4 separate regions of the Mus musculus genome follow, and regions 1, 2 and 3 are each linked to region 4. Evidence: chromatin loops called from intact Hi-C (ENCODE). Cell type or tissue: heart. All regions are shown on one strand. Region 1 overlaps Lifr (LIF receptor alpha). Region 2 overlaps Egflam (EGF-like, fibronectin type III and laminin G domains). Region 3 has its middle 5.5 kb from the start of Rictor. Region 4 overlaps Lifr (LIF receptor alpha).

Region 1 (8,000 bases), 50 kb after region 4:
CATGCTGGGCTGTCCTCCACTCTGGTCCCCATGCCTCACCTGCATCCTCACCTATCTGTCAGGCCCAGGTCCAGCAGAACAGACAAGCAAACCTCCCACAGCCAAGCAGTGCCTATTCTCACTCCCCAGGGGGTGCACCTCCACCCCAGTATCTCATGGTGTCTGGGAAATGCCTCTGCCCACACTGCTCACCTCACCTCATGGCATGGCCTTGTCAGCCCTTCTGCATTCCCCTCACTCCCCCAGCATTTGGGCGCTGGATGCAGGGGTCCTGGAAAGGAGATGCTCAGCTCTTCAGTTTTGGATGCTCCATCTGCATGTGCTCTGCCTCTCCCTCTCTCAGGAGCTCTGCTCACCTTGGATGGGGAGAGCAAGAGTTAGTTGTCCCCTGGTTCTTCCTCCACATAGCTATGCTGAACACTCCAGAACCAGTCTAGATCCTACTATGTGTCTACCAGATTCTAGAAGCGTCTATATTTTCTCCTCAGCTTCTGAATAAAGGTAGATGCTATAGTTATTCCAATAAGAGAGTATTATTTCTTTGCTAAACATTGCTACCTAGTTTAACCACTGTTTTAAAGTTTGTGTACAGCGAAATAACTTCAGTAACTACTGCCCATTTTCTTGAGGCTTGCCTTCTGGTATTGCTTTGACTGTCAATAAAATATCTTTCTTTTCTTGCTGAAGACGACATCACAGTAGAGCAAGCGGTGGGGCTAGGAAACAGGATCTTCCTCACCTGGCGTCACGACCCCAACATGACTTGTGACTACGTAATTAAATGGTGCAACTCATCTCGGTCTGAGCCCTGCCTCCTGGACTGGAGAAAGGTTCCTTCAAACAGCACGGAGACTGTCATAGAGTCTGGTAAGAATCCGTGGCTCTCTGAGGCCTTTAAGGGGCTTTTGAAAAGCCACACAGAGGTGACTTCCTCTCTGTGTGGTCATCTACTCTGATAGATCATCAGAGAGAGCAGCATAGATTTGTATCTGAGTGTAGGGTTTTTGTTGAGATAGGTCCTCAAACTCAGAGATCTGTCTGCTTCTTCTGCAGAAATGAAAGGTGTGTTTCCACACACCGGGCTCTGAAATGCTAGGGAATGTATAAGTGGTGGCATTTTGATAAAATAGGCTTCAATGGGAGTCAAAGATGACACAGTTTGGGAACGCACTTCTGTACAACCAAGTCAGTGCAGTCAATGCCCTCTCGCATTAGTGTGTCCAGGACTTGGGTCCTTGAGGCCTCAAAGCCACCACCAACAGTTCCCTAATATGAGGACCAGGGAAACTCAATGGAAGTGGGCATGGGATGTCTTCAGCTTTGCGATCGAGCACAGGTCTGCCCGTGAGCCTGTGAGCCTTAGCAAGTGAGCCACCATTGACGGTGCAGCCTGACCCATGTGGCACCCAGTGAGGTTTGGATCCTCAGAGCAACCGTGTTTCTCCTTTGGAAGTGGCTGCTTCCCTCCCTGCAGGGCCGCCATGCCTTCTACAGAATCAGTGTGAGCCTACGCCTTTGGGGTTTTTCTTGAGCCAGTAGTGGGCCTGTAGGTCACGATACTTCTAGAGACATCAGCTACTAGGTCTTCCTTCTGTGTTGGTGAAGCAAGCTGGAGGGTAAAGGGCCCTCAGTGGCTTCCCTCGCTAAGACAGGTTCTGGTCATTTGCTGTTTCTGCTGTTAAAGGGTGAAGGATTGCACTTGGCGATTAACCACGATGGGCTCAGCTATCTTTCCCTCTGTAAGAGCACTTCTGCAGTTGACTAAGGTGGTGGCGGTCCTCTCTTGCCCCCTTTCTCCTCTGGTCACCTCCATCTTTCTCTTCCCTACGCCTACTCTCAAGTCCTTTCCTGTGGGACTGATTTGGCTGAGCCTGTGGTCTCTCCCACTTGGGCTTGCAGAACAAGTAGGGTGCCCTTGGACAGGGCGACACAGGCAGTGTTTCTGGGAGAACAAGTTGTGACTGAGATCCCTCAGGAAGGGGAGAAGCTGCTGTAATAGCTGCCACTGTGCGTGAGCAGGCTCTCTGTGGTAGCTGAGAAAAACAAAGACACAGAGGACTTGGGAAAGGTCACAGAGTTAGGAGGCAGTGGTGCCAGAATTGAACGCTACTCGGGGCCTGGGAAAGCTGGGGATCTTGGTATTCCCTGCTGAGCTTCTGTGCTGATCCCTTCCCTTGTTCATCTCTCGATGCAGTCTTCCTCTCCTTCAGCCCTCCGTTCTCTCTGCATCACCCAGCAGGCCCCTTTGTGACATACTCGATTCAATATTGATAATCTGTAATTTTAACATAAAACAAGGTATGGGTTCACATGCAATATAAAACCATAGCCTCGAGTATATCTCCCCTCCCCAGCCCCCCCAGGGAAGGAAGGCACAAAATTGAATGCACTTAGCTGAGTTGGACTTACCATCAGTATTTACTTAGTACCTGGAAGCACTGAGTGAACACTTTAGAAAAAATAGTGTAGGGAGAAAAGTTAGCTAGCGACAGAAGCTCGGGTTTCCTTTAGACTTCTGAGGCTGACCATCTATCTCACTTGGGCCTCTGGGGTTCAGGTGTTCTTTGGGCGTGTGGCTTAAAGAAGCACTGTATTAGCCACACAGGAATATGTCCCATCCAGAAACAGATGCCTGCTGCACTGTTAGGGCCTCACGAAGGCCTTGCCTCCTCCTGCTTTCTCCTCCTCCGTCCTCTTAGAGAGCACTTGGAGGAGCTCTTTCCAATCTTAGAACTGATCAGTACTTCTCTTTGTATCCGGTGCTTACTACCCGAGACCCATGGCTGCCCTCGCCCCGTGTCTTCCCCCAGGCTTGGCCAGCTTCTCCGGGATGAGAAGGGCTCTTCGTGTGTTTCCTTGTTTCTCAAGTCTTGTCTTACAGATTTGATGAGACATTAAAAGGTGCTTTAGGAATTGAAGAAAGAGAATCATCTAGAAGTGGGGATATGGGGGGCACACAAGGAAGGGGGTGGTAAAGGACTGGAGAGTAAGGACATCCATATGGAGATGCTATGATAAAACTCACTACTTTGTGTGCTAACCTAAAAAAGTAATTAAAAAAAACTTGAGACACGTCTTGTGTGTCCGTCACTCAGTGTACATTATAAAGGGAAGCAAGCGATGAAGGCCTGGTTCCTGTGTCCCAAAGCTTTGAGCTGAGCAGGGTTTCTAGTGCTGGGACTAGGGGAAACATGCGTTTCTGTCCATCCCCAAAATGATGGCACATAGATGAGCGAAAGCACCATGACCGTGCTGACCACACGGTGGTGCCTGGGAAGTAGGAATAAGATGTCAGCCTCAGCTACCTTTGTCTCTTCAAAGAAACGTCATCCTGTGATCTTTTCATTACTATAGACGTGAAGATGTTCGTGGTTTGCTGAGTACTCCTAAATGTTTGCCAAATTTGAAAAAAAAAAACAATATATTTTTATAATAGATCTGTAGCTAGCTTTGGAAATTTTAGCATGTTATAAATTTTATGCTTCTAAGATAAATGTTCTTGCTTTACCCACATAGACTGATGAAAGTCCACTGATTTGTTTATCCTACAGATCAGTTTCAGCCAGGAGTAAGATACAACTTTTACCTCTATGGGTGCACTAACCAGGGATACCAACTGTTACGTTCCATAATTGGATACGTAGAAGAACTGGGTAAGTTAAATGTCTGAGTTCTCTTAAAGTTTGGCTAACACAAGACCGTGTAAATAGGCAAGTAGCAGGGGTCACGCTCTAGAACATACCGAATTTAGTTGGTTAGATCAAAGAAGATAAAATAATTCCTATCACAAATTTATCAAAATTGTTAGTCACTTGTCTCCACCTGCTTGTTGATTTCACAGTTTCAGTCTTGACACTGAGGAAGTTATATCATGGCTGTCGTACTTGATTTGTGTTTACAGAAGCTTAAAAACTTGGAAATGTATCCAGGCCTAACACCAGAGAGGGGAGTATCCCTGAAGTCTGTTTGAGCGGTCACTTAAAATATGCGGCACATGGGGGGCTGGAGAGATGGCACCGACTGCTCTTCCAGAGGTCCTGAGTTCAATTCCCAGCAACCACATGGTGACTCACAACCATCTGTAATGGGGTCTGGTGCCCTCTTCTGGTGTGTCTGAAGAGAGCAATGGTGGCATACTCATATGTATAAAATAAATAAATAAATCTTTTTAAAAAACCATACATGCGGCACAGGTTATCCCCTGGATGCCTGTCTGTGTAAAGGCTGTGATTCCTCCCTGAGCTCCGCCTGGTTATTAGCGTAGAGTTGTTCAATCATCAGAGGAATTCATGCTTGAGTAAAAAGCACAGCTTAATTCCAAGATTAGGTGTTTCTAAAGCCAGAAGTCTCGGGAGCACTCACTCCCCTGCCCTTCAGCCCTTGACTGCTTGTTTTGACAGCTCCCATTGTCGCGCCAAATTTCACCGTGGAAGATACGTCGGCAGACTCGATATTAGTGAAATGGGACGACATCCCCGTGGAAGAGCTCCGAGGCTTCCTAAGAGGGTATTTATTTTACTTTCAGAAAGGAGAGAGAGATACGCCCAAGACGAGGAGCTTGGAGCCACGTGAGTAAATGACCGCCTGGGTTCTAGTGCTGTGTAAAGACAGACAGACAGACTTCCACTGGCCACATAAGAGCAGAGGGGCTGCTGCACAGCTGAGCACAGTTTCCAGAACTATCTCAGAGAATACAATAAATAGAACGTAAATTCTTTCAAAGTCAAAATCGCTTATTTAGTTAGAATCTTTATAAGCCCCACAGAATGGTGGCCACTTCTTACTAGTGTTACATGAACCACACCATATGATATTATTTATTTTTTAATGTGGTTTTATATCTAATAACCAAAGAGGCAAAAAATGGGTTCAGAGCCCCAGTTATGATCTGGAATCAAAATGGTGGCAAACTGTAGGGTTAATGGGTCCCAGGACACTCTGGGAGGCAGGATGATGCAGGAGTTGACCACACTTACCCTATGCTGTCACCTGGGTGGCCATGGGGAAGCCAATCCGAGGTCACCGCTCTGGGGCTGGGTAAGCAGAGTATGAGGTGTAGGACATCCAGAGCTGGCTCTGGGGTCCCTGGGCCTGCAAGGAGTCTGGAGCCACCAGGTTCCCAGTCTCTCTGACACCCAGGTGCCGCTGGGAGCCGTGGAAGACCTGGGCTTGGCTTGGCGGTGGCTTGGAGGTGACCATGGCTAGGAGTGCAGAGAGGCCTTCTGCGGGAGATTAGACAGAGGCTCCATAGGTGAAGGCCATCACCGTGTCTCCCCACAGCGGATCCTGATGGAAAGAGGCAGTCCACGGTTTTAAGACGTTTATTGTCATGGCTGAAAGTGGATGAGTGAAACCATACCCCCTTCTCAGGGTGGGCCTGAGGTTAAATACCTTGGGCAGGGAGGAGTATCAGAGTTTTCCCTTAGTCACAGACAGGGAAGTGATTTTTATGGAGTGCCTGCTGTATGCCAGGCATTGTTCTAACAAATGTACATGAAAATTTTACAGGATGCCACATCCCCTACAGAGTCAGAGAAGCCAGAGTTGGGAGTAGTTAGATGGTTTGACTGGTGGGGGAAGAACTTGAATGTGGCCCCGGAGCTTTGGTTGGGCGTGGGCAGCAGCAAGGTGTTCTCCCTCAGGGTCTCATCCCCGAGTTTAAAGTGACCTCAGGGTGAGTGAGATTATCCTTTGCTTTAGATCATTCTGACATCAAGCTAAAGAACATCACTGACATATCCCAGAAGACACTGAGGATTGCTGACCTTCAGGGTAAAACCAGTTACCATCTGGTCCTGCGAGCCTATACACATGGTGGTCTGGGCCCAGAGAAGAGCATGTTTGTGGTGACCAAGGAAAACTGTAAGTTCAACACGGCCCTAGAAACACCTTTGCCACTGGAGCGATAGTGTCCTTAGCATCTGGGGACATCTTTGTTCCAAGCTCCAGGCCCGTGATTCTCAACCTTCCCAGTGATGCACCCCTTTAATACAGGTCCTCATGTTGTGGTGATCCCCCAACCACAAAATCCTTTTCATTGCTACTTCATAACTGTAATGTTGCTACTGTTATGAATTGTAACGTTAATATTTTGGGAGATAGAAGTTGGCCAGATAGGCCGCAGGCCGCAGGTTGCGGACCACTGTTGTAAGGTTTCACAGTTCATTGCTTTTTTATGTCAGGAAGAGCGGACTGTCAAAGGCTATGAGAGAACTTTTTTTGTTTTTGCTGTCAATTATTTCCCTATAAGTATGTAAGAAATTAATCAATTTAGGGATGCACCCCAAATCTACAACCCTAAATGCATAGTTGGGATTTTTTTTAATGCAGTTTAAATATTTTCCACACTAGTTTGATTTTAATAGGTCTAGGGAATTGCGTAAGAGACAGTCGCTCTCTAACCTTCAGTAAGACCACACTTGTTAAGTCTGAGATGGCAGTAGACAAGGGTGGTAGCCTTTGCTGTCCTTCACCGGGAGAAAGCTTCAGTTTGGCTTCGGGCTTCCCCTCCACCAGAATGGAGTCCTTGTCCAGGTCTGGAGCACAGGGCCAAGAGGCCGTGAGGCATTAAAACAGTGTTGCAACTGGACGTGATGCTGCCCCATCGAAGACAACTTGGCAATGTCTGGTGATGTTCCTGACTGTCATAACTGGAGTGCTGCTGGCATCTCATGGTTAGAAACCGGATGTGGCTAAGCCTCCACACCAGAGCGCACAGGGCAGCCCTCCCTGCCCCTCCTCACACCAGAGAGAGCTTGCCTATATGTCACCAGTGGCAGGATTGAGTAATCATACTCCAGTGTTGGTGGCCCTAGATCAGTTAGAGTTTTGTCTCTTCAGATAATAAATGTCTTGTGGACTCCATACATCCGGTGGTGATTTTCAATGTTGATAACTGTTTCTTTTCAGCTGTGGGATTGATTATTGCCATCCTCATCCCAGTGGCTGTGGCTGTCATTGTTGGCGTGGTAACGAGCATCCTTTGCTATCGGAAGCGAGAATGGTAATGGTTCCTGTGTGTGTATTCACCCTCTTGTTTTTACAAGCCTCATTGTGCAGTCATGTTATGCATGTCGGACATTTTTTTTTTTTAACTTAGAAGGTTGACTTTCAATATCAAGTAAGAAATAACATTTTATTGAAAATATTTAAGAACTCAAAGAGTAAAAGCCGTCATTCTCCCTACTGTCTTTACTAATAATTTATCCCAGTAAATGGCATTTTAAAGAAAGTGGAGCCCTTTCTGTGATGACTGCAGCCATTTTGTCCTGTCCTAGCCAGGACAGTTCCTGGCAGTCACCCCAGAGCCCACTGCTCTCCTATGAACCCCTAGCCACACTCACACCTCTACCTCTCCCCACCCCACACCCCTTCAAAGATAAATTGACCATGGCTATCTGCAAGTTTATATCCAAGTTAATGATCTAGATGGGTCCTAATGGCCTATTAGACCTGGTTTTTTTGTTCATATGTTTATTTCTTATGAATGCTCCTTCCGTGAGAAAGAGGTTATAGTTGTGAATAAAGCAAGCCTGGTCCTTGGGAGTCTCCCAGCAGAGCGAGAGCAAGAGCGAGCGAGCCAGAGAGAGAGAGCGAGAGAGAGAGAGAGAGAGAGAGAGAGGGCATGCCAGGGAAGCATAAACATGCTTACAGGGAAGGAAGAGGAAGCAGGAAGGCTGCCCTGGGGAGAGCCCTGGAGGGTAACAGGGCTTCGGGTAGAGAACGTTCTAGAGAGAGTGGTTTCAGGTAGACTCTGAAACTGGAGGCACTGTATAATTGGGCAAAGTGAGGGGGGGGGGAGAGGTGTGAGTGGGGTTAGGGGTTCATAGGAGAGCAGTGGGCTCTGGGGTGACTGCCAGGAACTGTCCTGACTAGGACAGGACAAACTGGCTGCAGTCATCACAGAAAGGGCTCCACTTTCTTTAAAATGCCATCGTTAGTGACAGTTTTGAAGATTCCTGGCTTCCAAATGAAAGGAGTAATACACAAATAGAATAACC
Region 2 (8,000 bases), 70 kb after region 4:
CTGTGCTCCTCCCTGGACATGCAGTCATCGGCAATACATCCTTACCCTCAAAGAAAATGTTTTTTTCAGGAACTATAAATAGGAGGTCTAAAATAGATTTTTCTCTCTGAATATAAAATTTCCCTATCCTATGAGCCTTTGACTCATTGTTTAGGGAAGTTGGGCAAATAGACAGGATATTCTTAGTATGTAAAAGTAAATGGTTATCAGCAGGCAGGATTTTAAGAAACTCCTGGGATTTTTTGCCCTGTGGCTTGCACGGTTCTTGTCTCAAACTGGATAAATAAAACGTTATTCTTGTGTTCAGGTTACCAATAAGTGGACTTAAAGTTAACAAAACATTGGTACCCCGAGAGCCTAACTGAATGAGGGAGATACTCAAGGAAGGATAAGACCTTCTGTAAAAGATGGCGTCTCCCCGCCTTGAAAGAATAGAGTGACCAGTGAGCTTAGAGAGGATACTGAGTCTCAAAACACTACTGCCCAGGTGTCTTGAGTTCTGTTTTATATTCTCACCAGCTTCCTGTGAAAAAGCTCCCAGGAAATGTTTCGGAAATGAATATGGTTTGATGAGGTTCTGTGGAGGGAGGTCTGCAACAAGGCTCACTGAGGCCCTAGCAGAACCCCAACCCTCAAAAACCTGAGGCCTCCAAACAAACTCCTCTTGGTTTGCAGCCCAGACAGAGAGAGATTACCAGGTGAGTCCTCCATCCTTGGCAAGCGGTGTTACCCCACCAGCCTGATCAGCAGGCTGGAGCCAACCATCACAGAGATTTCTTTCATGTCTGAGGTCGTGTGAATGTGCCCTGGGCAACCAGTGGGCACATTGTCTATTAAGCAGTACCCCATCTTACACCTCTTTCCCATAGTTTTCTCTGACACCTCCCCCGCCCCCACTGAGTTCAGATAAAATATGGAATGTCCGCCACAGGCACTGAGTTCATCACAAGGGGGCCCTGTGACCCCCCTTAGGCTAAGGCCTCTCCTCCCACTGTTCTGATACTCATTTTCTCTGACTCTGCTCTCCTTCAGCCAACTTCCTAGCAGGGCTTTCCTCAGCTAATCCCCTGGCTTGGTGCCCCTAACTTTTGTTATTAAATGTGTATAAACGGCAAATTCCTTGAGCCTCCCTGGCCTTCCTTCTCGGAGATGTTTCTATCCAAGACCTCTTGTGCAGAGCCAAGTCAGAGCTGCAGCCCTTTAGTATCATATTGTCCAAGGAGGCTGCAGCCCCAGGCTGGGCCCCCCACTTAGAGATGGACAGCTGGGACAACAGGGGGAGACCACACTACGTGTTGGGAACCTTCTGTGCCTCCAAACACCCTTAGAATCTTACACAAAGCAGAACAACCAGACAGATGAATAGAAGAGACTTCCTCCAAATGCTAAGACATGATGTTCCTTTCTGTCTTTCCAGGAAAGGATGAGAGTTCCTAGGGACCACAGACTTTCTAGGACAAAGATGTTTCAACAAGGGAAAGCAGCTAAAGTTGGTGAGGCAGAGAGGTGTTGCCTGCTGTCTGACTTGCTTTGGAGCACACAGTTTCGCCAAGACAAGTCAGGGGCCCAGGGATCAGCGTTTAGTCAGAAATAGTTTAAACAACTCCCCTGAGTTTTGGAGGCTATTTCTGGACTTGAAGGCAAAGGAGAAGAGGGAAACGAATTGAATCCAGACCTAACTGCCTGTAGAGGGGCCCGAATCCCACATAACTAGCAGTTTCATCTCTTTACACCTGCAGTGGAAGAACTCTGGAAGAATTCACTCTCAACAGAGCTGTAACAGCACACTGACAAGGAGACTCTTGAGGCCTTTGCTCAGTACAGTGAAGGCCAGGAAGCCCCAGCACGCCCCTGTGTAACCTATGATCCTGTTCCCAATGCCGTGCCAGGGTTATGCCCTCTCTGAGACCTCAGACAAGTCACCTATCACAGCTACTTTTCTGTTGCTGTGATCCAACACTGTGAGCAGAAGCAAATCAGGGAAGAAAGGGTTTATTCCATCTTAAAGCTTGTAAGTCTATTCAGTCAGGGAAGTCGGGGCAAGAATTCAAGCCAGGAACCTGGATGTAGAAACTGAAGAAGAAACTAAAGAAACTCCCTGGAGGAGTGCTGCTTGTGCACTGGATCCTCGTGGCTTAATCGGCCTGCTTTCTTACAGCACCCAGGACCACCAGTCCAGGAATGACACTGTCTACAGTCAAGATGTACTTTCCTATATCAAATCATCAATATACATATATATGTGTGTGTATATTATATATTTACACACATGTATATATATATGTATATTGCTTGATGATTTGATGTACACACACGCACACACACACATATATAGTTTAAACAACTATATGTGTGTGTGTGTGTGTGTGTATATATATATATATATATATATATATATATATATATATATTCCCCTCCCCCACAGGCCAATCTAGTGTGGTAATTTTCTCAGTTGAGATTCCCTTTCCCTAAATGACTCTACCTCATTTCAAGCTGACATAAGATTGTCCAGGACATCACCTATCTTTTGGCATGGCTTCTATCTTCTTGAGCTAAACAAATTTACTCATTCTGGCCATCCTAGGGGCACAACTGTTAAGATCAAATACATAAGCATTCTTTGGACATTGATCGCTCCGACAACTTAGCCCAGAAGCTAGTCTGCACTTTCAAACTGGGGTAGCCATATGCTGGCCTCCATGTAGTCACTTGTAATATAGAACTTCCGGGGGACAGCCTGGTACCAACCAACGCCAATGCCTGCCATCTTGGGAGCCTCCAAATGTGGCCTTTCATGGCCTCGCCTGTCAGGCTCTTCCTGGTTTAATCTGTTTTATTTGCATGCACAATTACAATACATTTGAAAGACAGAACCTCAGGGTTGAGACCCCACTGTGGGACTGGGCTACAGGCACGCACATCCTCCCTTGGCACTGAGGTTTTGATTCTTGCTGGTGTGTCGTTCCTCTGGGACCCCTCAGGGTGAAAGTCTCAGAGAGCTGTCGAACCTCCCTCTGTTCCTCCAGTGTCCTGGCATGGGGGGCCAGGCCTTCACTGACTTCTAGCACATGAGCAGCTACTATTGATTCCTGGGCCCAGCAGAAGCTGGAGGAGGCTGAGAGGCTAAGGAAGGAATGGGAAAGCAGCTAATAATGCTTTGTCCAGATCCCTGAGTGAGTCCACGTATCCTCTTTCCACTTGCAAGTGTGATTCTCTCACTGTATGCAGCAGCTGCTGGGGCTCTACAGGCTGCCCTTGGGCAATTCTCTCCCAAGGATGAGAAGCCAATGGGGTAAGGGCTGGTGGTCAGGATGCTGTGATGCCCCCTCCCCCTCCCCTCCCCATGCCCCTTCCCTCCTCCTCCCCGCTCCTCACTTTTTCTTCCTTTGGGAACTCTCAGTGCTAAAAACAAAATCTCTGAGAACCATATTTTTCTGGGTTAAAGGTGAAAAATGCAGCATTTCCTCCAAGTGGAAAGCACTCAGCCCGCCAGCTCCGGGCATATGTCCGAGATCCTTCCTCCCACTTGGAGAGGTGGGGAAGGGAGGAGGGGAAGAGCTGTCGGAAAGCAGAGGAGGGGAATCGGAAGGAAAGGACCATTGCTGTGGACCTGGGGGCAGTTGGTGTGTGGAAACCAGGCGGCCTGTTTGTGTTGGAGCAGCTCAAGGCCTAAATGGTGCTGACCAGGAAGTGAAAGGCAGGCAAGAAAACAGAGAACAGGGAGCGGGTCAGAGCTGTGACCAACAAGCTTGACAGAGGGCTCTGGGAGCAGTGCAGGGACAAAGACAACCCCATCGACTTGTCTCAGGGAGATCTAGGTGGGCCTAGAGAACTCAAGGTTATTAAAGTTGACTTTAATAGAAAAAGCTCTCTGTTCCCATCATCCCCTCGGAGAGCATGTGGAAGTCTCCCGGGAGTTTTCTCAGATTCAGATAAGGGGGCTTTTCAGGAACTGATGATGCTCACAGAACCCTTTCTCCTCAGATGAGATTACAGGGACCCCCAGTTCCCTGACCACTCCCTGAACCTTCTTCCCAGCCCGAAACCCAGACAGACTTCTCAACCTGTCTCTCACCACAGCAGACACACGAAACCAGGCCTTAGGTCCTGTTCCCTTCTAGTTCCTTCTCAGAAAAGCACAGCTACCATAGATCAGGCCAGTACTACTTGCATTGAGCCTGGCCTGTCTCTCATAGCCTCATGTAGATCGATTCTCATCCGCCCCAATATTTCTGCAGAAGACAGTGGTCATGGGGGCAGGGGGCACCTTACCTCTATGGCACGTCTTTCAATAACATGATCTGTTAGGGTGGACTGACTGACTCATTAATGGTCCTGATTTTTTTTCACCCTTTCTTGTATCCATGGTAACTCCCTTAGTAGGTCCTCTCATTATCGAGAGTCCCCTCTTTGCTATTGAAGAGAATCTTTTTCTTTGTTCCTCAATTCTGTAGATGTCGCAGGGATGCAGGGGAAATAGGGCATCAACGCAGTGCTGAACCGAGGACTAGTGCAGGAGCCTGGCACTGTTCTCTAGTGCTCCAGCTCTCCTCCTCTGTCATGAGACAGGCGTGCCAGAACTAGCCAGTTGGGCTCAGCAGGATGAGGGGTACATGGAGCAGAGCCAAGCTACCTTCCCATCTCAGTCACTCTGCATATGGGAACCTCCAGCAAAGACCGGGAGAACTACCGTGTCAAGACCACCAACGCCGGTAGAGCCTCTAAGATGGCTACTCAAGGCACAGGAGCGACCGCCGGCACGGGTGAGGTGTGGGTGTTAGTTAGGCCGTCCTTATTGTGGCAAGAGATAATGGCTACACTTAGAGATGAAAGCAGCCCATTACAAAGTCCAGGCTGAGCTCTTCCCAGATCTCCTGCCCATTTGCACAGAGTGAGGTCTAATCCCTCAGCTAGAGGTTAAAGACTTAAGCCTCGTAATTACATCTGCTATAAACTCATTCCACAGCGCCTGGGCTCTGTCCACAGAAAGGAGGCAGAGTCGTGATCCTCTCTTACTTCCCACTCAGACTCTGAAGCTTCTTGCCCTCTGGGTCCTTCTACTTCACCCCTTTTGCACCTGTCGCACCCCTTCCCACCTGCATTCCATGACCGTGCCACTGTCCCCACCTCCCCTTAACCCCATGTGCTTCCTTCCCACCCAGACACGGCTTCAGAATCAACACGCACTCCCAGGCCCTCGTCCCTGGGTCACTGCGCTTCCCCGGGATAACACTTGCGTAGATCAACAACTGGTCTGCAGGACAATTCTCTGGCCTCCATTCAGCTGGATATTTTGCTAAAATCACAATGATTATCTTTTTTCCAGAGGCGATCTGTTCAAAATGTGCTACAAAAACAACTCTTATTTTATCATAGGAAGTACTGGCCCTGGGAGCCTCCAGGAGAAGGTGTTGGGGTGAGGGGTGACTGGGAGGTAGTGGGGCTCACACTCTACCCCATGCCTCTTTTTCAGACTGCCGGGTGGCATGGGCAGGACAGGGCGACCACTGGGTCTGTTATGATTACTAAGATTCCTTGCCAAACAGGCTCCTAAACGTAAGAGGCAGAAGGCTGGAGTGTGGGGCAAACCTCTCTGGTTTATTTAGCCATCTCTTAGACGTCTTAATATGCCTAAAAACTGTGCTCTGCACAAAGCTCAAGTCTCTGCTGAATGGATGCTGCACAAACAAGAATAGAGTCGTGCCTGAGACTAATTATAGGCTCTTCCAGGAGCTGGATCGTATTTCCTTCCACTTAGAGGGGCAACATTCATCTCACCTTTCCCTTAGTAAGTCCTTGTGGGGACCAGCCAGGGAGCCAGCTGTCTGCAGTCATGTGTATGCATAGCACAGGGCACAGCTGAACCATGGTACAGAAGAAGAAAGCACCCTTCTCTGTCGGACCCAGATCCTCAGACCCTGCTGAGGACATGGCCCTAGGTCCCACACAACATCCGACTCTCTAGTAACCTTGTTGTCCCTTTGCAGATGTGGCCTCTGCAGGATCAGTCACACCTTCACAAATGACTGAATGAGTTCTTCCTCTTTCCCTTATTCATATTTATTACACACTTTCCCTCTCTTAAAATAACAACGGTAATGACCCACCTCGGTGATACATTCCTTTTAATCTCTCCACTTTTGGACAGCATCATATTCATCCACTTGAACCGTCAGCATATACTAAAAGAGAATGGTCCCTTCTCCCAATGGCCCACCCTAGTCACTTGCTACCGCTCCCCTGACACTACAAATGGCCTGATCACATCTCCATTGTGAGAAAGCTATTAGGAAGGTGTTTCGTAATTAGGATCAACCACTAACTTTCAAAAAGCACACCATGGGTGTGGACAGACTGCAGCTATAAAAAATAGTCACATACAAAAAGTACAGCTACAAAATCAGGGGGCCCGCTTTCTTCGATCTGCATCATTAAAAAAAGAGAGAATATTTGCATTAGAGGAAAGCTTGGGGGAAGGATGCCACAGTCTGATTATTATTCTATGTTTAATTTACCCCCAACATTTATTTCCATGGACTAGTCAGAGCACATTGAGTCAGCCAGCAGGGCATGGAAGGGGTTAATCTACACAATCCATAGACCGAGATTGGAAGTATGAAGTTCAGGGTTGCCCAGTCTTCCTGCTAGTGTCATAAGTCAGGGAAGAGCAGAAATATTTTAATACTATTTGGAGGGGTGGTCTCTCTGTCTCTCTGTCTCTCTGTCTTGTCTCTCTCTCTCTCTTGCTCTTTCACTCTTTCTCATCCAGTCTGGCTCTCACTCTTGTTAACACAACAGAGCCATTGAGCTACAGCAGAGAGTTCCCAGAGCTTGCACTGACGTATCATCTCTCTCAGACTCTATACGTTGAACAACAAAGTCCAATGCTTCCTAACCACAGTAGTCCATTGGGTTCGGTTCACAGGGCGTTAGCAGAGAAGGCCACCCAGGGCCTTCAGTCTTGGCTCTCACCAGGGTGTACTTTGTCCTCCTCAGAGAAAGTAAACACACCTGATTTCAAGACCTCTGAGTGCAGCATCAGGCAGGGTCTCCGGGCCTCTGTGATTGCAGGATAGAGGCTATGTCCCTTGGGCAAGGTCAGCTGGTGTTACTTAGCCCCACAAGTGTTGATGTTCTTCCCATCCACGGCGTCTTCCACGAGGGAAATGTGGTAATCGGTGGACAGTGTGAAATGGGAGATGCAGCCCACAAGGCCTCGCAGGTATTGTCTGTTCGTGTGCAGAGCGATTTCCTTCATTCCACCTGCAAGGAGGCAAAGAGGGGGAGAGAGAATGAACCAAGAAGAGGAGTCACCTGTTGGAGATCCTTTATGGTCTGCTTGAGTGTCCCCTGGCTAGAGACAGGGGGTCGAGTACATCACACACAGTTGATGGATTTTGATCAGTTTGACTCTACCTCCGCAGGCTACAAAGGCTGATCTCAGGTGTGATTTCTGGCTCAGCCGACAACCTTAAAACCAAATAGTTCTCCAACAGATTTTTAAATGTTGCGTGATGTCAACAATAAGAAAACACAAAAGGTGCCAATTCATGCCCTTTTTGTTTTGTCTGTGTAGTAGATTATTAGCCATTTATAGGAATCCTATTCATTCTATTCTGAGAGAGGACACACACAGCTGGATCCTCCTTCCTCAGAGAGAATTCATGTGGTTATATTTAGAAAGTTCCTAGTCTATAAACACACACACACACAAAAGTGTGGGGTTTTTTTTCCTGATGGATCACTCCAGAGCACAAAAGCAATGTGAGTGAGTCCCTTCCTGCCACCTCAGCCATGAGTCAGAAGTTCAGAACATGGAAGAATGGACGATTTGGACGGCTTCCTGATTCCCAGGTATATGACTGACCCTGTGGAGTAGACAGCCCCGGGACAACAAATAAAGCTCTAATGAGGGAAAGGAGGAAAGGCCTGACAGATTAAGCTTCGGTCAAGGTCACTTACCCACGTACAGAGCACCGTTGATGTTAAGCTGCCGCATC
Region 3 (8,000 bases), 430 kb before region 4:
GATAAACCTTTTACACCCTGTATATTTTTAAAGAAAAAGATTATCTCTAATTGGGCAGATCCCATTAGCCAAAATAAGGTGAGCTCTGGAGTGTTGTTTAATGCTTTAACGCAAGTTGCTCAAGGAGTGCAATCAGGCTCAGGTGATGTTGAAAATAATATAACTTCACCTATAAACATCACCACTATTATGATAAAGGGAAAGGTGACCATTCCCAAAAGATCACGATGGCCTGTTGGCAATGCTACTGCTATACGCAGCATGCCTTGGTGTCATCCGGACCTCGCATTTCCTATAGTTTTTTCACCTTGTCAATCAAAAATTTTTCCTCGAAAAGAAATAGCAAAGGGTTTTGTTTTGTCACCCCCACTAGATTTTGCTATAATGAGCGATAAAGGAGATGCTACAGGGAAAGAAAATATTTGGCCATATTACCAATGGATTTTAAGCAATGAGGCAGGTGCTAGTACCAGTCTGTCAGCCTTTGCATTGCTGACTGGAACCTTTCATGAGATATTGAATGTTTCTGCCACTCTTTCCAATACCTCTACTCATTTAGATAATGTGACAACTAATAGAATTATCAAAAATATGACTACTTCTCCAGTAGAAGTTTGTGTCAATCCTCCATTTTTCTTTATATTGGCTGAATTTCAAAATAATACAGAATGGTTAGATTGTACAAATGTTACTTGTTTTTTGACGCAATGCTGGAATGGAACCAAATTCTTAGCCTTAGTGGTTCATCTACCAATCTTTGTCCCTGTGCCTGTTGAGGCAGATCCAGAGAAGTTCCCAATAACGAGTCTTATTCGGCAAAAGAGAGGTTTTGGAATCACAGCTGCCATTGTTACAGCCATTGTGGTGTCCGCGGCATCAGCAGTTACTGCAGGAACTGCTATGGCCCATCAAGTTAATACTGCTGACACCATAAGTCAGATAGCAGAAAAATCCTCTGAAGCATTGCTTACCCTGCAAAAGGTGGATTCTCATATCGCCTCAGGGTTAATGTTAGTGAATCAGAGAGTGGATATTTTACAACATAATATGGAACGGATGATGGATGTCATACAAATGAGTTGTGTGGCATCCACATCGCATGTGTGCATTACTCCCAATAAGTATATTAATAATTCTTTTATTAAAAGTACAGACCTATCGAATTACCTGAAGGGGAACTGGTCGCAGGAGCTGGAGAGGTTGCAGGCGAGACTGCAGATGCAGATCCTGAACCTTAATGGGACCAGAGTGGAACCAGTGACCCTCGGAGACTTTACCTCTTGGTTTACTTCTGCTTTTTCTTACTTTAAGGAATGGGTGGGAGTGATTTTGTTTGGTGCTGCCATATGCTGTGGACTGGCGTTCATGCTCTGGTTGGTATGCAAATTCAGAACCCAACAAAAACGTGACAAGGTGATTATAACTCAGGCACTTTTAGCTATTGAAAACGGCTCCTCCCCTGAAATTTGGTTATCCATGCTCAAGAATTAGTTGGCATCTGAGTTCTCTGCTCTTGCACTCCACGACACTGAGATGAGAGAGACTCAACGATCATTGATCAGCCCTTGCACATCACTGAGGTTTCCTCATTGCAAGCGATAGAGTGATCATGATTTCACCACTAATTCATTTTTTGGCTGGCCTCTTTTGCAGAGTTCGCCCTAGGTCATTTAGCAGTTATTGTCACACAGCACTGCGGTATCCAGAGACGGGCAACTTTCCTCGTGCACAGTCCAACCTAAGACATGGGGCCCGGTGGCGATAGGGTTACCCTATGACGGGTAAGGCTGTGACATTAGAGGAACGACCTAAAACAGGAGCCACGGCGGATGGGCATAATTGCACAGGCCTAGTCCAGCCTCATTTTATTAAAACAAACAGGGGGAGATGTGGGAGGCCACATGTGCCGTTGCTGAGTGGCACTGACTACTGCTGGCCACCACGTATAAGATTGGACAAACAACCAATGTGTACATATGCAGGAAAGTTTTTTGCAAAAACACTGCCTGGCCCAGGCATGATAATGAGGTTCTGTAAGGTACTGAGAGTATAACCAATCAGATGTGAGACATGCAAATGAGGTATGATAATGAGGTTCTGTAAGGTACTGAGAGTATAACCAATCAGATGTGAGACATGCAAATGAGGTATGATAATGAGGTTCTGTAAGGTACTGAGAGAGAGTAGCCAATCAGATGAGGAACATGCAAATGAGGCTTAGTGCATAACCAATCCGGGTATGAGACACGCCTCTCCTAGGCCTATAAAAGCAGCACCAGCTCTGGGCTCGAAGTCTTTTCGCCTCTGCAATCAAGCTCTCCCAATAAACGTGTGCAGAAGGATCCTGTTGCAGCGTCGTTCTTGCTGGTCGAGTCGAGCGCGCGCAAGACTATAGGGCTGGGGTGTGGGGGGGGTGGCACATAGCGGCACTTGCTGCACAGTTATAAGTGCATACACTCACATGGACCCAGACATGCAGACAGACAGACACACACACACGGAAAAATTAAATAAAAATGCCAGGCAATGGTGGTGCACACCTTTAATCCCACCACTAAGAGGCAGAGTCTGAGTTCAAAGACATCCTGGTCGACAGAGAGCCAGTTCCAGGACAGCCAGGGCTGCACAAAGAAACCCTGTCTTGTTTAAAAAAAAAAAAAAAAGAAAAATAAACCATATCATTTTCCACGGAGACAAGAAATCATTAAATGTTGCTTCTTTAGAACAAATTCTTCTTTTTAACATGGCAATTTACCTCCTCTCCTCTTAATATGCCGTGACATTAGATATTAAAAACCCCTCAAAACCATAGATAATAGTAAAATATTCAAAGCTTCCCAGAGCCCTGCCCGAAGGTTGTTAAAACTTTAAATTTCAGTAAATAAACAAGAGACCCATGTGCAAATTTCTAAGCACAGTAGGTGCCCCTCATTTCTGGTACTCTGTTCATCTAACACAGCTGAACTCAGTCATTTCAGTTCCTAGTCAGGGGTTACCGCTGTTGTGTTAGTTCTCACAACTTTGTGTTATATATATATATTTATATGTGTGTGTGTGTGTATATATATATATATTAAAGATCCCAGGGAGAATGCCAGAGAGAATGTGGCATTCTCTTTGTTTCTTTTACCCCAAGGTCACAGTATCACGGAGACATGGTCAAAAAAATCATTCCACCGTACAATGGGCATTTTCTATTCTGTTTCTGATAGTCACTACCTAAAGTCCAAGTATCACTCAATTTAAGTATAAATTTTCCCAGAAATTATAGAGTTCCATCAGTTTTGTCTTCTGATTCTTAGTAGTGGTGACAGTTCCCTGTGATTTTGATAATATAAAGTATTCTTTATTGGATCATGATTCCATTTTCCAGTACATGCTAGACTTTTCTCCCAAAAGAACTTGTAGTTGCTGCTGATGGAGGGCAGGGGGCGCAACCAAGCTGGGCTCAGTTTGGTCCACCTCCTGATACTGGCTCTCCAACCTTGGATATTACCTTAGTCTTCTCTCTGCTGTGCCTGTGGCATTTATCCCTAGAGTAATACCACTCACCACGTTTCCTGTTCTTTATTCTGATTTTACTGTCCCTACTGAAGATCAACCACAGGCTTTTTACTTCCCAAGCAAGGACTGTACCACTGAGATATACATCTTGAATCTCCTAGGTCTCTTATTTTGGTTTTATGCTTTGTAGTGGAGGACTTTTGTTTGTTTGTTTGTTTGTTTTTGTTGTTGTTAAGGACTTATTTATTTTTTGTATTTGAGTACACTGTCACTGTCTTCAGACACGGAGGGATCTCTGGATGGTTGTGAGCCACCATATGGTTGGTAGGAATTGAACTCAAGACCTCTGGAAGAGCAGTCAGTGCTCTTAACCACGGAGCCATCTCTGCAGCCCTTGAGGAGGTTTTTTTTGAAGACTCCTTTCTCCAAGATCGGAAGACAGTCTATTGATAGTGTAAAGATCCACAATTTACCTGGCATTTGGTCAGCAGGCTAAGTCTATACACAGCATCCCGAGGGACGGAAGAATTGGGATTCTACAGATCCCAGGAGTTCCCAGAGCGGCCTTCCCCCTTAGCTTATGACTATATACCAAGCTAAATGAATTTAAGGAGGATGTTTTAAACTATACATCACAAAATGTACACATGGTCTAAACACAGTCTTCCAGAGCCAGATGTGATGGTCCATGCCTGCCATTCCAGCGCTCAAGAGGCTGGGACAGAAGTATTGCAGGTGCAAAGCCAGCCTGAGCTACATAGAACCTATCCAAAAAAAAAAAAAAAAAAGTCTTGCAAAGAAACTACGTGTGTATATAACAGAATAACGAAAGCAAAGCACAAATTATCCAGAGTCTGAGAGATCTGATGGTTCTGATTCTAGCATTTTCAGGGTTTTCTTATAAGAAAACAAAAGCAACAATGGTACAACTAGATGTTGTGTCTAAAGACAGAAATTATTAGCATTATGTGAAACAGGAGTTTACACCCATTACCCACTATTCCTGAGATCTGAAGTATAAACTGCCCCCAGGAAACATTAGCCATTGATGCGACAAAGCTGGCTGCTTAGTAAAATATTTTTTAAAGATTAGTATAATAGCCATATTCTTTTAGTGATGTTAGAAGTTATACGCTATTGAATTCAGTACTTTCCAAAAGGAGACATTTCTTTCTAGTCATAGACAGAATTATCTTCAGGGACTATAGTGGTATTTCCTGCTATGGTGAAAAAGAAAAATTGGCTGAAACAGAAGGACAAACAAGATCTGTTGATGAAGCCAAAATTTAGCTCCATTGGTAAACCAGGGCAGAAAATATATAGCAATTATGGAAGTTTTTTGTTTTTTTTTTTTCCGTGCAGTCGGCCAGAAGCATATTGGTGCTTCCAAACACGCCTTCTTATGAGATCAGCTAAATTCTCTTCAGTACTAAAATTTCCAAGTAATTCCTTGTCCCAGCCCCATGCCACCAAAGTAAAAAGATATCAAAGAATATGTGTCCTTATCACCAAACAACTTCCTTCATAAGAGCAGTGCTCCAGGGGAGCCACGAAAGCTCCTCCTGAAAGTGAGATTTGAAAACAAGATTCAAAGAGAGATGCTTTAACCTCTAATCATTTTCTAGAAACAAAACCTTCCGGATGCTGCAATTTCTTCACAGTTTAAGATGAGAAGAGAGCAACTATTTGGCACTCTTTGTCCTTCGATGGCAAGTAAGTAGCTCCCCAAGGCATGCTACCCACCAGATTCTTAAAACGTTCTCTTTCTCCTCTGGGAAAAACGTGGTGTCAATAACTGAGCACATCATGACTTTCAACAGACGTGGGGTAAGGCAAGAACATTTCAGTTTCACAGTGCTGTGATTTTTCCTTCTAAAAACGATTAAAATTTAAGTACGGCCACACAGATTTTTATATTTTCATTTTTTCAAAAGTTGGAAATAGAATTTTCCTATCTGTGTAAGCATCTTTCAGGTGAATTGTTCCGAAAGCATGTTGTTAGTTTTCACTGAAATTTTCTAAATGTTCTATCTTCTAGTTTTCTGGGGAAAGTGGTAAAAAAAATGGACATTTATTAGTAAAATTAATTTTTCAAATCTTGGTCAGTCTTAATGGAACTGTAGGATAGAAGTTTAAAAACTGAAGGCAGTGGTGTGGTTCCTCGCTATTTGCTTTAATTGTTGTGAGATTTTATTTTTATTAATTTGTGTTTCTAGAAGCAGACTTTTGAATTGCTATATCACAAGATTCAATAAGAAATACAGGAAAAAATTAAGCATATCTTGGTTCTATAATTACTATCTCTTCCACTAGTAAAGCAGTGACTTTTAATATTTTTATTTCATCTTTATGTTTTAACTTAATAAAATGGTAAATATATGTATGCATTGTGATACATATTTGACTCTTTTCCCTTTTAATAACAGTGATACAAAAATAATTTTGATATGTTCAGTGATTACAAAATTAGTATTATATACAAGTATTTGTGATTTGACTTTAAAATAGCCAGGAAAATTTCTCTAGTTTTCCTTACAAAAGATTATCCAACTAAAATTTTGTTTTTTAAAATAAACTGAGAAAAACAAGGAAACACATCACTCACATTTCTAACAGCCCCAAACCACAACTGATACCATAGCATACATGCTTCTGGATGCTGTTATGAATGTACAGATATTTCTCTTTCATTAGCATAAGTTTATTCTTCATTTAAAACTATTTATGCAGGGGCCTTTATACCTTACAAAATTATTTAAAATAAAACTCAAATAATTATTTTTGGACAGAACAAAATGTAAAGAAATCCTCAAAGTGCTTAAATCCTCCTTAAATCTAACTTTGTTTTGATGTGATCAAAGATGGAACTTCACATTCCAGTGGGAGAAGGGTGGTATCATCGGTCTCACTGACTCCATCGTCTGTCATTTTAATGGCCTTTATCTAGGTAGTAAATGTGTGGCTTGATGACAAAGACAAGTTACCAAGAGAAGGTCTCCCCGAACCTTGTGGTTTTCAGTTTGTTTTATCTCCATTTGGCCTATGTAGCAAGGCAGATAGACTAAAGGGAACCAAGACTTTGGCAAGGAGGCTTTTGTTTCTGTTCAACATTACAGCTGTGCCTCGAACTGATAAAATACAGTTTCAGGATTATCAACTGTGTGTAGCAGGACGGGGGATTGAAGCAGCTGGCGACCAGCACTGAAGTCATGGCATCTGCAAAGCCAACTGAGCTGTCAGTCAGAGGTGTGCTCTTGGACTCCCTCTCACGTAACTTTTTTTTTATCAATGACTAGTATTAGAAAAAAAAGATTCATTGACACAGTAACTGAAAGCTGACTGGGAAATGAGAACTAAGAAGAGGAAGTCATATCCACAGTGGCTAGGTTAGAGCCACAATCAAATTAGAGAAGCAAGTCTTCTGGGCAGGCGAAAACAAATGAGGGGAGGACGGGTCTCAAGGGAGATTTGTAACACACATCACATCACAGAAAATAACCAGGCTTTTTATTTATGTTTTTCTTAATAAGTATCTTGTGTTCTGGGGCCAATTATGATTGACATCATTTAAAACTCAAGCATAACTTTGCATACTGTACAATGTTTATTATGTCTAAAGTCCTCATCCCTAGATGAGTGTCTTTTGTTCTTTTGGTCAGAAAGCCACCCACTTTAAGAGCAAATGTGGAGAACCCAATTCCCTGAAATAGAAACGGAAGAAAACAAACAATGATGGCTAGATTGAAAATGATGTGTGTTTTCCCCCTCCTGGAAGAGATGGAATAAATAAATAGTGGTCTTCAAATAAGGACACACAGTTATGAAGATGAAAGACTCGCAAGTTCCTCTACTAACTTAAAGTCAGTCAATTGTACTCACTTTAAAGAAAGCCTGGAACTTAAAGGAACTTACATCAGGCTAGGAAATGACTTAAAACAGGCGAGGATGGACATTAGCACCAGAAGGACCATTTGACAATCTGCTAGCATTTTATGGACAGATTTCTACTAATTTATTTTGTTTTTAGTGATTGTGATGTGTGGAGGGATGAAAGATAAACTTTTTCATGTTCTGGCCAGACCTCCAGCTTTGTGGTCTTCATCTAAGGCAGGAAATAGAATAAATAACTTCCATAGAGACTTGGAAGCTATATAAAAAGGAAGCAATTTTGTTGTTTATCAAGGCTTGTGCTGATAGTGTCAGGGAATATTTCTTTAAAGCACTGTAATTGTGTTAGATCCTTAAAGCTAAGTGCAACAGGGCAGCAGATGCCAGAATGCAGACTTCATCCTGAGATATGGGGTAGTACCCCAAGAGAGCAGCAATTCAAGTTTATTTTCCTGGTGTTTCTTTATTTTTCTTTTAAAAACTTTTGTTGCTTCTACAACTGTCATAGATCGACTATTGGTTAAAAGTCCAACCACAACTATTGGTTGTAGGTGACCAAGCAAGAAGAAAATATGCAGGCATGATCCCACAATTGAAAGGGGAATAGT
Region 4 (8,000 bases):
TCTGAAGTCATACTCCACTAGGAGCAGAGGCTCCTCGGGTGAGACTGGCAGAGGGAAGCAAATCTCAGCATAGCCTGTGCTTTTAAAAAACACTGGACTGTGCTCTTTTCTTTCTCTCCCTGACTTTCCTTCTTCCAACCAGGTGGAAACTGTGTTCATTTGGAGGCATCCATGAGGAACCTTAAGCTCAGTTTCAATAGGAGGCGTATTGTCAAGGAGGCCGGAGCTGCTGTTTGCTCTCAGGCCAGAGTTGAGCTGAGGTGTGTTTGCCTTGTGAGAGGTGAGATCACAGGCTGCTCTGCTCCAGTGAGTGGAGACTTGGAGTCTCCTCTGGGGAATGAGGACCGAGGACTGTGCTTTTAAAACCAAATGAATTATTTCCTGAGTTTTAAAAACTTTTGCTACGGAAGACTCATTTTTGGGGGGACTGTGTTAGGAATAGTGTAGTGATGGTGTGAAGACGTTACCATATTAATTTGTGGGGCACCTCTTCACATTAGAGAAAATCCACTGGTTACGTAGTTCAGAGTAAAGGGCACATCTCTCTCCTACCACTCCCTTAGCATCAGTAAGCACCAGCTTTCTGGCTCTTTTCTCTCTCCGAATGTAGCCCAATGCTTGGTAGCATTTTGCTCTTTTTTGTCTTTCTGCTGGCTGGGATAGTCGCATGCCCTGTTCTGTACCAGCTCTTTGCCTCCCCATGAAGTCCTAAGTCCAGACAGTCTCCAGTGTTCTTCCCACCCCCATCCCTCCATCCCCCGAGGGAGCCACCTCCCTCTCCCTCTGACACAACATCTGAGAACTCCTTTAAGGATAAGCCATATTTTACTTAAGGTTCTCTTTCTTCACAGGTATAGTCTTCTGATATCTTGCTGTGAGGTTGTTGTAAAGCACTTTTCTTTTTGAGGCTTTTAAGTGGGTTTCAGTTATTCCCAGGGCCCCAAAGTTGCGTCCTCACATTGCAGGAAGTGGAGGCAGCTCTGCCCAGTGCACATTCTCTGATTTAATGACTCCAAAGTGACCCATGGGGATTTGTGGCATCTTTGCTGTGAAATGAGAGCTATGATGGCCAGGACCTAAAGTCATCCTCCTAATGACAAAACAAAGTAAAACTGTGCACTTACAAGAATAATCCACCAGGCCCTGTGTGGAGCCTTTAATCCCATGACTCCTGAGGCAGGGGCAGGTGGATGTCTGTGAGTTCTATGCCAGCCTAGGCTCCGTACTGAGTTCCAAGCCAGGGCTATATTATGAGATCCTGTCTTTAAAAAAAAAATCCTAAGAGTTTAAATGTTTTTGAATATGCAGTGAAGGCTTATACCTATTATTAAATTGAAGGCAGGGGAGTTTTTTTTTTTTTTTTTTTTGTGTGTGTGTTCCAGAAAATTTGCTTCTCATTAGGATAAAGTCTGTGTTTCTGTGGTTGATCACCACTGGCTTCTACTTTAATGTGAATAAATTGCTTTTACACCTTCATTGTTAGAGAAAGTATTTGTCCTTGGCATCTCTTAAGAGTGATTTTGGAAGCAGAATAAATTGTAGAGGTTAGGCCTCGCTAATGCTAGCATTTGAGCACAATGCATTATGTAGCCTTATGTGATCCTATGTGGAGGCTCTTCCTCTTCTTCGTCTTCTCGCTTCTCCCCTTCCAATCCCCTCCTCTTCCTCCTCCTTCTATAAGCTGTGAGGAACCTTTAAAAATCTAATTAAAATCCAATCCACTCTTAGCATTTAGAATATGGTCTTTGTTTTCTTTGGGACCTAACATTGTGGTGTCAATACAAAAGTGTTGTTAACACTGGTCCATATTTGTTCTTCATAAATAGGTGTTTATCAGTCTTCTGTTAATATTCCAGGCAATTTTCGGGAAACTGAGATCCAGCTTATACGGGACAAACAGACTGGCTGTCATGAGTTTCCATCTGAATTGTGGAGATGGATTAAAAACGTGAGAGAGCAGTGAAGAAAGATGGTATCCGGTTAAGGACCAGGGAAACGAACCTACCCTGCCCTGGCAGAGGGGCGTGGCTGAGAGGGGCGTGGCTGAGGTAGAGAGGGGCGTGGCTGAGGTGGATAGGGTCGCCCTGAAGACTGCTGCCTGTGGCCCGAGAAGCCTCCCTAGGGTAGATTGGTAGGAGCTGAGCAGTGTATGATTCTGGAGAAAGGGGAAGTGTAGCTCAGGTAGAGGGCACTGCACGAATCAACATCCAGGCGGCGCCATAGGGCCACCACGGTGCTATGCTACTACTGGGGAGAGGGGCAGGCTGCGGGCATGTGCTTGGATTGGGGTGCTGCGCATGGAGAAGAGGGTGGAAGAATTCCTCCATGCTGGCTCCAGGAGTTCAGGGACAGGGCTTGCTGTTTCCTGTGGCACGCACAGCCAAGGCTGCACCTCCGTCCTGCATTATTTGTTGAGTAGATGAGCAAATAAAGAAAAACCTTAAGAAATAATCTTGCCTGATTTTTGGTCAGAATTCTTCGGAGTCTGTTATCTGAGTTCTCCACCTAGGCTCTAGGCCTTACCATGTGTGTTACAGTTAACACACTCTCAGATTGTTGCCTTAAATCTCATCCTTCTGCCATGAAATTCAAGTCGGAAGTATTAAAAACAAAACAAAACACAACACAGCCCCTTTTAGTAAGTCATAGTGATTTCCAAGAGATAGCCCAAATTTTCACTTTTGATTTCAATGGAGCAGCCATTTACATGGGAGTGAATAATTCAGATGCTTTTTTTTTTTTAAATTTTTTTTTTCTTAATGTGATGTTTTGGTTCTTCGGGCTTGCGACTGACCAATGAGCTGTGCCAAGCTCAGGTATGTTGTTCTCACAGAAGAAATGTGTGTGTGCCTGCTCTATTTTGGGAAATAGCAGGAACTTGTGGTATTTCCTCTTCCCAACTCCTAATCTGTTTGTTATTCTAAATATATGTTCCTTTATATTAATTGAAAGTTTGGGAAAGGAGTTTCATGCCAAGCAATTGTTAGAGCTGTGCGATAAGAGTCTTGTCTCTGGTGATTGACTGTTGGGCCCCTGTTCTGTATTAGGAGTTCCGTGATCTTGCAGAATGTGAGCTTGATCTCTCTCTCTCTCTCTCTCTCTCTCTCTCTCTCTGTCTCCCTCTTCTCTCTCTTTCTTTCTTTCTCTCCCTCTCTCTCTCTCTGTCTGTCTCCCTCCTCTCTCTCTCTCTTTCTTTCTTTCTTTCTTTCTTTCCCTTCCTTCTGTCTGTCTGTCCGTCTGTCTCCCTCCGTCTCTCTCTTTCTAATTTCCTATTCTGACTGTTGATACCTGATGGTAGTAACTTGTTTCCACGTAAGATAATTGTATCCCCCAGCTCGGCGTGACACAGGCAGTGCAGACACTGAGAAAACAATGGGTTCTTCCACACCTCCTTTGTGAGCAGAGTAGTCTTGGTCCTTTTCAGTCTCACTTCCCGCAAGTAGCTGAAGCCAGCGAGGCATTGTAGGGAGTTTCGATGTTTAGAAATGCAAGCACTCTCAAGCAGGTCCTTTGCAGTCCCTGTACAGGTTGCAGAAAGGCAGGAATTCCAGTTGTCATACATTGTCTTGAGTAATGCTGCATGTGTTCCTTCTAGACACTTGCACTGCCCCTGCTGACGCAGGCTGAAGGTGGTGCTCGCAAGCCTTGCCCACTCAGTGTTGGGAGGTGAGGAGGAATTTTTGGCGTATGTTTTTGGTTTCTAATGTACTTTTGCACGGTGGGAAGTTTTTGGCTCTCCTTCATTCTTTTGGCTTCTAAGGCTGAATAAGTTGGAATTAGCATTCATGTCTAGAATCGAGCATAATCTTGTTATGTGGTGGTATCTTGAAGGGCCACTAGGGGGCAATATTTCTTTCTGAAGGTCCGTGTGTGTCTGGGTTAAGCCTTCATCCCCGAAGCACACACTTCTGTAAGAAGTTCTTAGATCCAAGGACAGTTGACACGGTGGTAGCAGGAACATCTGGTGGAAAATAACAAGTGCTGACAGAAGTACTTCCCTGCTTCTAACATTAGAAAACGCTAACGGGGCAGATGGGTTGTAATTGTCCTGTGGACAGAACCTTGTGAGTTGGCTGAGCCCTGGTGGTGGTAGGATGAAGGTGAGACCGTGGCCCACACTTACATGCTGTAACCTCTGGGGCTGTTTGAGGGCCACTGTGGACATTAGGGCGTGATGACAAGATGCCAGCTGTTTGCACGCAGCAGGCCTGGAGGCCCCAGTGTACTTAAATATAATAAGAAATAAATCTTTTTAAAAAATTGAGGATTCAAACAACCTAGCCACAGCGTGGAGCTTGAGAGTCAGAGGGCCCTTTCGGATCCCCAAGTCAGCTTCTGGAGGCCCTTCTTCGGGCCTTTAGAGCATAAAAGTGAGTAAGGCGTGAACATTTGAGAAACTTCTCCAAAGAAACAGTTAAAGCGGGAATGTAAGTTATCTGACTGGAACTTTACCCCATGCTTACTCCTTGAAGGTACCATGATCAGCAGTTTTACTGTGGTAAAAACAACAAACAAACAAACAAACAAAAACAGTTTTAGGGGAGAGCGTGTGCAAGATACAGAGGGAGATGAAAATGTAAGCTCTTAGGAAAACATAAAATTGAGGATTCAGGGGCTGGTGAGATGGCTCAGCAGGTAAGAGCACCCGACTGCTCTTCCAAAGGTCCTGAGTTCAAATCCCAGCAACCACATGGTGGCTCACAACCATCCGTAATGAGATCTGACTCCCTCTTCTGCTGTGTCTGAAGACAGCTACAGTGTACTTACATATAATAAGAAATAAATCTTTAAAAAAAATTGAGGATTCAAACAACCTAGCCACAGCGTGGAGCTTGAGAGTCAGAGGGCCCTTTCGGATCCCCAAGTCAGCTTCTGGAGTTTAATATGTAAAGAAACTGAGACCCAGGGATGCCACGATTTGCCTGGGGACAGTCACTGAGGACTGACCAGCATCCTGACCCTTCTTGGACTGACTGTTACCTGAAAGAGTCTGAGTTCTGTCTAGAGGAGCATCTCCCTGAGGGGTTCGCCACTGTGGGCTTCCGTGTGTCATCTTACCACTGGCACTGAGTTCCGCCCACAGCAGGTGCCCCATATTTTGTTAAGTAAATACATACCTAAAAGAATTCCAATTGTCCGATGGGCACATTATCTGTGAGAGTGTGTTTATATAATATGGATGAATATATAATTTCTCATTTAAAAAAAATAGAGAGTGCTACTTTTGAAACCCAAACTCCTAGCTCTAGCACTGGCCAAATTTGGCAGGTGTGGCTGCATCTGGTCCCTTACTGACCAGGCATTGAATTTTCCAGGAGTCACCTTGTAAACTCCCTAATTCCTGGTATCCTTAACCTTTTATCTTTGATGCTTGAAACAGTATTTACTTTTGAGATCAAACAGTGCCTTGAATTGCCTTTCTTCCACATGTGTCTTATCAGTCAAGTGATTTCACAATTTCAGAACTTTATGGGCTCGTTGGAATTTGGATATTTGAAATCAAATCTCACAAAGCCCCCACAGGCTCTGGAAATTGTCGCTTCGAGATGCCTGGCGGATGTTTGAATTGTGGTAACTTTCCAGGAGGGCAATTTTGCATTACTCATCAAAAGCCTCAAAAATGTGCCACGTATCAGAACCAGGAAGGGAGATCAGGGGGAAAAGCTGTCTGCAGATGCTGAAGGCTGCTCCACTACCATGCACATATCAAAACCACCCCTGCAATTTGACAAAGCTATCCTTGTAACTTCTTTGGCCGGGGGGGGGGGGGGGTGTCTAGACAGGGTTTCTCTGTGTAGCCCTGGCTGTCCTAGAACTCACTTTGTAGTCCAGGCTGGCCTCGAACTCAGAAATCCGCCTGCCTCTGCCTCCTGAGTGCTGGGATTAAAGGCGTGTGCCACCACACCCGGCTCCTTGTAACTTCTTAAAACACCTGTTCCCCAGTGGAAACAGCTTCCGTGCTCAGTAATAGGAATTGGTTATGGTTTTCATGAGTAATGAAGGGACAGTGCTGCAGGGGATGCCCACTGGTGGAGCTGCACCAAATTTACCATTTGTCAAGCCAGATGACCAAGAGGCCTATGTAGGGTCATTCATCTAGGTGTTGTCTTTGCAGCGAGCGTGCACATGCATACATGTGATCAGCTCTGTGACACTGTGTAGGATGACCCCAAGATTACTGTCTAGACGCTAGCTGAGATGAATTCTGTGTGCAACATCAATAGCTCTGTTGCTTTTAGCAGCCACCCCCCCAGCCCCCCCAGAATTCCCAATATCTAAAAAGCATGTGGTACAGTGTAGGGGCCGGGGAGGAAGTTGCATTTCCGTTCCCAGTGGTTGTGTGAACTTGAGTAAGTTCCGCGTCTGTTTCGGTCCCTGTTGTGTGGGTGCTTAGCGGCAGAGAAGGCTGGCTAAACATACCCTGCCTGAGCTGCTGGGATGACGGACACTGGGCGCCCTGAACAGTAGAGGAGTTCTAGATTGCTAGATCAATTTCGTGGGTCTTGAAAATTTCAGGGCATCCTGACACAGCATTGCTCCTGGCCATTGGGAAGTGATTTGAGGTTTTAAAAGAAAAACCATCCATGTATTTGTGCGTGAGTATGTACAAGCCGAGGTCGGAGGCCAACTCCCAGGAGAGGCCTTTCTCCTTCCACCATTACGGTTCTAGGGATTGAACTCAGGTCGGTGGGCTTGCTGACACCGGCTTTCGCCCACTTAGATGCAAATACTCTTTGTTGCTAGTGCTTGTTTTTTTTTGTTTGTTTGTTTTTTGTTTTTTTTGTTTCTTTTTTTTTTGTTTGTTTGTTTTAAAGACATTTTTGCTTCCTTCTGTTGTTGTCTTGAGTAGTCCAGCCGTACATTCCTCAAGGTTAGGTCTGTCTGACTCAGTCAGTGATGGGTGTGTCTGTGTTACCAGTACTGCATAGGCCACGGTGCCCCAGGTACAGGTGACCTTGCCCGTGCAACAACACACAGGAACAACCACGGCACTGCGAAGCCAGGAGGTCACTGAGGTAAGGTAGCAAGCTGCAGATCCTGGCCTCCTGTCCTGTCCTTTCAGAAGAAAGCACGTGATGTTACTTTCCAGTGAACACAAACACTGCCGTCCACTTGTTCGACCCGCTGGGTGAGCAGCAGCTCGGTGACGTCACCGTGTTGACATTTACAGATGACTTTTATTGAAGTTGGGTGACACTTTTCTTAGGCTTCTGGGCTGGAAACTGCTATTGCACCTTCTGTGAAGGGCACACTCCTGCCACTGCGAGGGAGACCTCATGCCGTTTTGAAATTTTATCTTTTCGTAAAATTGCCAGGCCCTCCCTCATAAATCTAGGAGGCATGGCGTTTATGCATCTTCTGAGTGAGAAATTCCAGCATGCATCTTCCCAGGAGACAAGGGCAGTGAGACCTGCACCCGAGAGTACGTGCAACTGCACTAGCTCTCATGAACGGTGCAAAGACAAATATTTTACCCTCAGTAACCGTTGAAGACAGCATACGCTTTGTGGGTCTGCAGTATGAACATGACAGGTTCTATGATGAAAGTGGAGAGTCAGTCGTCACAAAAGGTACCTTTGTGACAAATGCCGACTTTACATTCCATTTCCTCATATAGCTAAATAAAAGAACACAACGTCTTGAGTTGTGGACAGCATGCCCCCCCATGGGAAGTCATAGACATAGGTAGGGGACACAAGCAAGATCCACGTTTTATATGTCACGCTCCTATCTATGGCATCGCTTCCCACAGCCCACTACGGTCCCACTCCTCCGCCGGAACTAGCAGTAGCGTGCTTCTCTTAGGGGTCAGGTCACTCTGCAGAATTTCTCCTAGTGAGAGGCAAGGCCTGTGTGCGATGGTGCCTAGGCGGCAGCTGGGCCGTGTTGGCACGGAGACTGTTGGCTGAGTGTAGGATGGAGCAACACTGCTCTCAAGGCCAGGATCAATGGGATCACAGAGGACTCTGTTCTGGAACGTTCCACCTTATAGCAGGTAA

What was found. A loop is a pair of places that touch in the nucleus more often than their neighbours do. Peaks named below come from ENCODE experiments on the same cell type or tissue, not always from the same donor. Only the 100,000 strongest peaks of a DNase experiment are listed, where the experiment ranks them.
Region 1: a loop joins it to region 4, with 1.8 times the contacts of the local background. A loop is called at or near these places in 4 of 42 quality-filtered maps.
Region 2: it touches region 4 in a loop (2.7-fold over the local background); 7 of 42 quality-filtered maps call a loop at or near these places.
Region 3: a loop joins it to region 4, with 2.1 times the contacts of the local background. A loop is called at or near these places in 5 of 42 quality-filtered maps.

What each region holds. Positions count from the first base shown.
Region 1 is chr15:7,181,166-7,189,165 of GRCm38, forward strand. It overlaps Lifr (LIF receptor alpha), which reads left to right. Exons shown (of 20, transcript NM_001358593.1): 14 at 688-867; 15 at 3,552-3,653; 16 at 4,401-4,568; 17 at 5,701-5,862; 18 at 6,910-7,003. Among named protein-coding and RNA genes, the nearest start is that of Lifr, 56 kb to the left of the region's middle. In heart, a CTCF peak has its summit at 4,113 (motif pointing left); a DNase peak (open chromatin) is centred at 2,034; H3K27ac peaks cover 731 bases.
Region 2 is chr15:7,200,540-7,208,539 of GRCm38, forward strand. Egflam (EGF-like, fibronectin type III and laminin G domains) reads right to left here. Exons shown (of 22, transcript NM_178748.6): 21 at 7,963-8,000; 22 at 5,581-7,263. The coding sequence ends at 7,109. Among named protein-coding and RNA genes, the nearest start is that of Lifr, 75 kb to the left of the region's middle. In heart, no CTCF peak of the experiment used is centred here; DNase peaks (open chromatin) are centred at 1,152, 3,582, 5,222 and 5,822; H3K27ac peaks cover 4,761 bases.
Region 3 is chr15:6,698,928-6,706,927 of GRCm38, forward strand. No RefSeq gene overlaps it. Among named protein-coding and RNA genes, the nearest start is that of Rictor, 5.5 kb to the right of the region's middle. In heart, a CTCF peak has its summit at 3,427; no DNase peak of the experiment used is centred here.
Region 4 is chr15:7,130,759-7,138,758 of GRCm38, forward strand. All of the region lies in intron 1 of Lifr (LIF receptor alpha), which reads left to right. Among named protein-coding and RNA genes, the nearest start is that of Lifr, 5.2 kb to the left of the region's middle. In heart, CTCF peaks have their summits at 2,210 and 3,843 (motif pointing right); DNase peaks (open chromatin) are centred at 2,203, 3,993, 6,373 and 6,993; H3K4me3 peaks cover 754 bases; H3K27ac peaks cover 233 bases.